Regions from separate parts of the Homo sapiens genome. Here region 2 is linked to region 1. The links are chromatin loops, found by intact Hi-C in ENCODE. Cell type or tissue: PC-3. All regions are shown on one strand. Each heading gives the region's core, and the rest is flanking DNA. Links, peaks and the distances in the headings are about the cores only.

Evidence for each region. Peaks named below come from ENCODE experiments on the same cell type or tissue, not always from the same donor. Only the 100,000 strongest peaks of a DNase experiment are listed, where the experiment ranks them.
Region 2: a loop joins it to region 1, with 5 times the contacts of the local background. A loop is called at or near these places in 2 of 110 quality-filtered maps.

The regions. Positions count from the first base shown.
Region 1 is chr1:169,161,684-169,164,613 of GRCh38, forward strand. All of the region lies in intron 11 of NME7 (NME/NM23 family member 7), which reads right to left. Among named protein-coding and RNA genes, the nearest start is that of ATP1B1, 56 kb to the left of the region's middle. RefSeq lists an enhancer at 102-361. In PC-3, for the core only: no CTCF peak of the experiment used is centred there; DNase peaks (open chromatin) are centred at 388 and 1,568; H3K4me3 peaks cover 354 bases; H3K27ac peaks cover 1,951 bases.
Region 2 is chr1:169,239,292-169,242,221 of GRCh38, forward strand. The region is part of intron 7 of NME7 (NME/NM23 family member 7); the gene reads right to left. Among named protein-coding and RNA genes, the nearest start is that of NME7, 130 kb to the right of the region's middle. In PC-3, for the core only: no CTCF peak of the experiment used is centred there; DNase peaks (open chromatin) are centred at 1,370 and 1,690; H3K4me3 peaks cover 794 bases; H3K27ac peaks cover 1,260 bases.

The sequences.
Region 1 (2,930 bases), core at 142-2,641:
GCTCACCATGAGAGGAACTTAGTCTATAGTTTAACCTGAAAACAAGAACTAACCCCTTCCTGGCTAGGGAACTGAAAACTGTCTTTGTAAAACTAATGAAAAGCCACAATATTAATATTATGGGAGGGGCCTGAATGCTGCTAAAATGTAGACCTAGGTTCTATAATGCTTTACTGCTCAGGGGTCATGTGGTCCAGAGGTCACAAGATTTGTGATCTCCCCAATTGATCCCATAGGTAACATCACTATCGTAAAACCTAAGATTGGTCTTTTGAGATGTTTTTTTTAGATATGCATTCCGGCAACCGATGGACCTCACCTTGACCCTGACTTATGACTCAACTGATCCTGTGGCCCCACCCAGAGGTAGACTCAGCACAAGAGGACCGTTTTCTACATCTCTATGATTTCATCCCCAGTCAGTCAGCAGTACACACTTCCTAGCCCTTGCCCACCAAATTGTCCATAAAAACCTTAACCTTTGATCCTTTGGGGAGACTGATTTGAGTAATAATTCCATCTCTTATGTGGGCGGCCTCTTGTCAATTAAAATGGTAACTTCAATACCACAGTCTTGGTGAACTGATTTTCTCTGTGCAGGGGGCAGGAAGAACCCGTTGGGCAATTAAACTTATACATACAATTAAATATTTTATATGCTTCTTAAAATTTTATAATCACAAAAGTGGTATCACCAAGTTACAGAACATTTAGAAAAAAAAAAACAGGAAAGACCTATGTTTTCATCATCCTATAAAATATTTGCTATACATAACTGTCTCCTGAAAGGTAAGCTCTGTGAAGATAAGAGCCACATGTATTCTGTTTACTGCTGTGTTCTCAGTGAAGTGTTTTAATGTTTAAAAAATATAAATACAGGCCAGGCATGGTGACTCTCACCTATAATCCCAAAACGGTGGGAGGCTAAGGCTGGAGAATTGCTCAAATCCAGGAGTTCAAGACCAGCCTGGGCAACACGATGAGACCCCATCTTTACAAAAAAAAAATTATTTGGGCATGGTCACACAGCCTATAGTCCTAGCCTCTCAGGAGGCTGAGGCAGGAGGATTGCTTGAGCCCAGGAGGTGAAAGCTGCAGTGAGCCATGATCACGACATTGCAATCCAGCCCAGGAGACAGGGTGAGACCTTGTCTCAAAATAATAATAATAATAAAAGTACCTAAATGAATGATTGACCTATCATTTTGGTATACAGAATTAAAATTTGAACATACTTGAATTTTCTACCATATACCCATTCAGCAACATTGAGGTTCTCAATTTTAGTACATGCAAAGTTTTGGTTGTTCCCGTAAGAGAAAATCAGAAAAAGAAGGTCCTTGGAAAAGACCACATGTTTAAAGGTAAAGTGAAAGGCAAAGAAGTAGATATTATTTTCCCCACATAACAATGATTCCCAAAGATGTTTTTCAACGAATCCTGGGGAAAGATGAAGGAAGCAAGGAGAAAGTAAAACTGCCTCTCACAAGTATCACTGGTGACATGAGATGACAACTAACACTGAAGTGGAGAAGAGGGGAGGCGTACACGAGGTTGAGTCATAACATCACAAAGGCATCATTCATTTTCATAGACAAGGGGGAGCCAACAAATGACATCTCGTATGAGTAACGTATGCCATACAGCAAAATAAATTTGCCAGTATCTTGTTAGAACTGTAGGTGGAAGCCATCTAGAAAAATTTCTGATGAGCAAAGGGATAAATGGATCAATTAAATTAGAATCTCTACTTGTTATCTTTAAAGGTGTTAAGGTCATGAAAGTCAAGGAAAAATTCAGAAACTGATCCAGATTGAAAGAGACTAAGGAGAAAACTAAATGCAATGCATGGTCCTGACCTGGATCCTTTTGCTAGCAAAGAACCTTATTGAGACAATTGGTGAAATCTGAGTGGAGTCTAAGGATTAGATGGTAGTAATAAATGAATGTTGATTTCCTTATTTGGATGCTTGTAATGTGATTATGTAAAAAAAAATGCCCTTTTATGTTAAAAATACACACTAAAGGATTCAGAAGTATGCACATAATGTTGATGACTTACTCTCAAATGTTCATAAAAAATTTATTGTACTGTACCTGCAACTTTTCTAAAAGTTTAAAGTTGTTTAAAAAAATTAGAATCTTGGCCAGGCGTGGTAGCTTACATCTGTAATCCCAGCACTTTGGGAAGCCAAGGCGGGCAGATCACAAGGTCAGGCGATCAAGACCATCCTGGCTAACATGGCAAAACCCTGTCTCTACTAAAAATACAAAAAATTAGCTGGGCGTGGTGGCATGCACCTGTAGTCCCAGCTACTCGGGAGGCTGAGGCAGGAGAATAGCTTGAACCCGGGAAGCAGAGGTTGCAGTGAGTCGAGACTGCACCACTGCACTCCAGCCTGGGCAACAGAGCGAGACTCTGTCTCAAAAAAAAAAAAAAAAAATTAGAATCTCTGGGGGTGAGTCTGGACGTCAGTATTTAGAAAACTGGCTAGGTGATTCTGATGTGCAACCAAGGCTAGGAAACACTGTTATAGAGTCTTCTCTATAAAGTGTGACATACTTTTTCACCGAGTGCAAAAAATACAATTTATTTAACTAAACTCTTCCTTCCTTTCTTTCAAAAATCACTTATTGAAGAGCTTTTATATGCCAGGCAAGAAAAAATCTCTTCCCTACTATGTGTACTCACAGTCTCACATGAGCAAACAGACACTGTGCTGTAATAGTAATAATAATAATAACTACTATCATTTGTTGAGCAATTACTATTTGCTAGGCACAATGATATTTGATAGGGCAGGTACTGTTATCTTCGTTTTACAGAGTGAGGAAACCTACGCATAGTGAGATGAGTAACTTGCCCAGGAGTACAGAGCTATTTTGACTTGGCTACACCACTATAGTATAGGAAGGCAAAGTGCTATGAA
Region 2 (2,930 bases), core at 178-2,677, 78 kb after region 1:
GCTTCAAAGCGTGGATGGCAGCAGTAGAGAAAGGAGGTAGTGAATATAAGATATTTTCACACAAGAAGCAATGGGATTAAACTGGATACAGAGTATGAAGATGAAAGAAGGATAAAAGATGATTTCAAGATTTTGAATCCAAGTGAATGGAAGAATGACAATACTTTTAAGAAGAAAACAAATAATGATGAAACCAAATTAATAAGGGGAAAGACACTGAATTATTTTGGACATAGAAACCCAAAACATACTAAATAGCATTTATAGAGTAGGAAACTGATCAGATCTTGAGGATGCAGCATATCCAATGGCTGAATGAGTAAAATAAACTCCCTGCACAAAATTAGTGACATGGGATTGCATACCAACAGATAGAGTTATAAAGACAGAATAAGAGGTACAGAGAGGTTAGAACTGAAATGATGCCAAGAGGCATTTGGAGACAGTACTTTATATAAAGAGCTGGAGAAGAATACATATTCAAGGCAAAAGGAACATTAAGCAAAGGTAAGGAGATGTAAAACACCATAGTTCTGGAATAAAAGTATCTTCATCTTACTGAATAATAGAGTGGAAAGGAAATGAGACAGAAGAGAAGGGAGCAGAGGTGGCAGAAGCCATGATAGAAGGACTTATGGACCATATACAGAGGTTTGGATTTTATCCTGTAGGCCAGAAGTTCTCAAACATTTTGGTCACATAGACCCTTTAGCTCTTAGATAGTACTGAAGACCTTTATATAGGTTATCTCTATCAATATTTATTATAATATAAGTTAAAGTGTGCTTATTCTCCTTTACTTGACAAGTGGTAGTTTCTTAGCCTTTATATAGGTTATCTCTATCCATATTTATTATGAGTTAAAACAAAATTTTAAAATATTTAAATATAACAAAAATCCTTTAAATGTTAACATAAATAACATTTTGTGAGGAAAATTATAATTTTTTAAAAATGTGATCTAAGCCAAAAGGTCAGGAAGAGATTATAGTATTTTTTTTAATTAGTGAGAAGAGAGATATTGTTTTACATTTTTTAAAAATCTCTTTAATGTCTCATTTAATAAAAGGCAGCTGGACTCTCACATTTACTTCAGCTTTCAATCTGTTGCCATATGTTGTTTTGGTTGGAGTATATTTAGTTGAAAAATAGTGGAATATTTTAATAATCTTTTACAATAACTGTGTATATTTTCCTTTACTTGATAAGTGGTAGCTTCTTAAAAGTTTGTTGCAATGTATAATCTAAAACCTTTATCAATAAACTTTTTTTTACCCTGTTACATTAAAATCCACTGGTCTATCTTGTATGTACTTCGAATGAAACTATGATATGACTCAGACATGATTTTTAATATCACACATTAATCATTTGGCAAATACCAGCTCACTGAGTTATGCAGATTTTCCAAATGCTGATTCATTTCATTATACGTCAAAAATCAATTAAAAATTTGTTAATATCATCACCAATTTCATCAGAATAGTCTTTCTATTCTGTTATACAATGTATTGGGAAGTTGTCAAACTGAAAGTGGTGAATACAGTTTTCCAAGGTTCTAAGTTTAGTTTTCCTTTGTAGTTTATCTTCACTTGGATTTTATCTTTGGCAAAGGCTATTGTCAGTTGTTTTCTTTGATATGATAGGCTTACTTAATTTGAAAGACAACGCCTGCCAAATACCCAAGTCTGAATAAGCACAATTTGTCTGTCAGTCATTCTTTCAAGTAAAAATGGTATTCCATAAAAGAAAAAGCATCTAATTGAGCTGACAGTGCAAACAATTGTGAATAGGATTACTCACAAATGCTTTTCCTTAAAACCATTATATGGAGCTTTATGTGTACTTCACATTACTTCACACAGAGTATTAAAAAGACCTATATTTGAGGATCAAAAAGTAATAAAATTATTTTTACTGCATCTAAGATATTCTTAACTAAGTATGGCTTTTTTTTCCCCCTGCAGATGCATGATGGTTAAAAATACAGTAACTACTAGCACAGTTTGGTGCCACTGCCTTGATTCGTTCTAAGGCAGTGGCAGTTTTGTTCACCATCGCTTTTGCACCATCAGTGCAAATGACAACACATTAAAAAAGGCAATTAAGTATGAAATCAGCTTTGGTCTTGCAGATCCATAAAAGGGTCTCATTAATGATAATAAAAAAATGATTACATATTAACCCTAATCTAAATATGAAATTTAATCTAATCTAAATATTAAACACTATGCTTCAATCAATATGAAAAGAAATTTATAATCTATATCTATTACAAATTCTAAGAATAAATAGGACAAGTTCACACGATATATAGGAAGATGCTCACCATAGAATTATTAGTAATAAAAAAATTTTAAGTTCTAAATAATAAAAAACAGGAAAAAGTTAGATAAAGAAGAATAAGTTCCTACAACTAACTTTTTACTCAGACTTTAAAAATCACATTTTCAAATATTATTTAATTGCATAGAAAAAAATTCAAAGTACAATGTTAGTGCAATTCAAAATTGTATACATAGGATAATTCCCAATTCACTTTATAAAACTAGTATTATCCTGATATTGAAATCATATGAAGACAGTACAAAAAACGAAACTACACTCCAATAGCCCTTATAAATATAAATATAAAAATACTTTTTAAAAAATTTTAAAACAATAATTTATTTACTTAATATGAGAAAGGGTCTTACTATGTTGACTAGCCTGGTCTTGAACTCCTAGGCTCAAACAATATTCCTGCCTCAGGCTCCTAAATATCTGGGATTACAGGCACATACCACTGTATCTGGCTAAACATAAAAATTATTTCCAAATGTTAAAATTTTAGAAATTTTATAATTTCCAATAAATTTTAAATTTTATAAATTTAGCAACATATACAAAGAATTATACACCATGACCAAGAGACGTTAATTTCAGATATG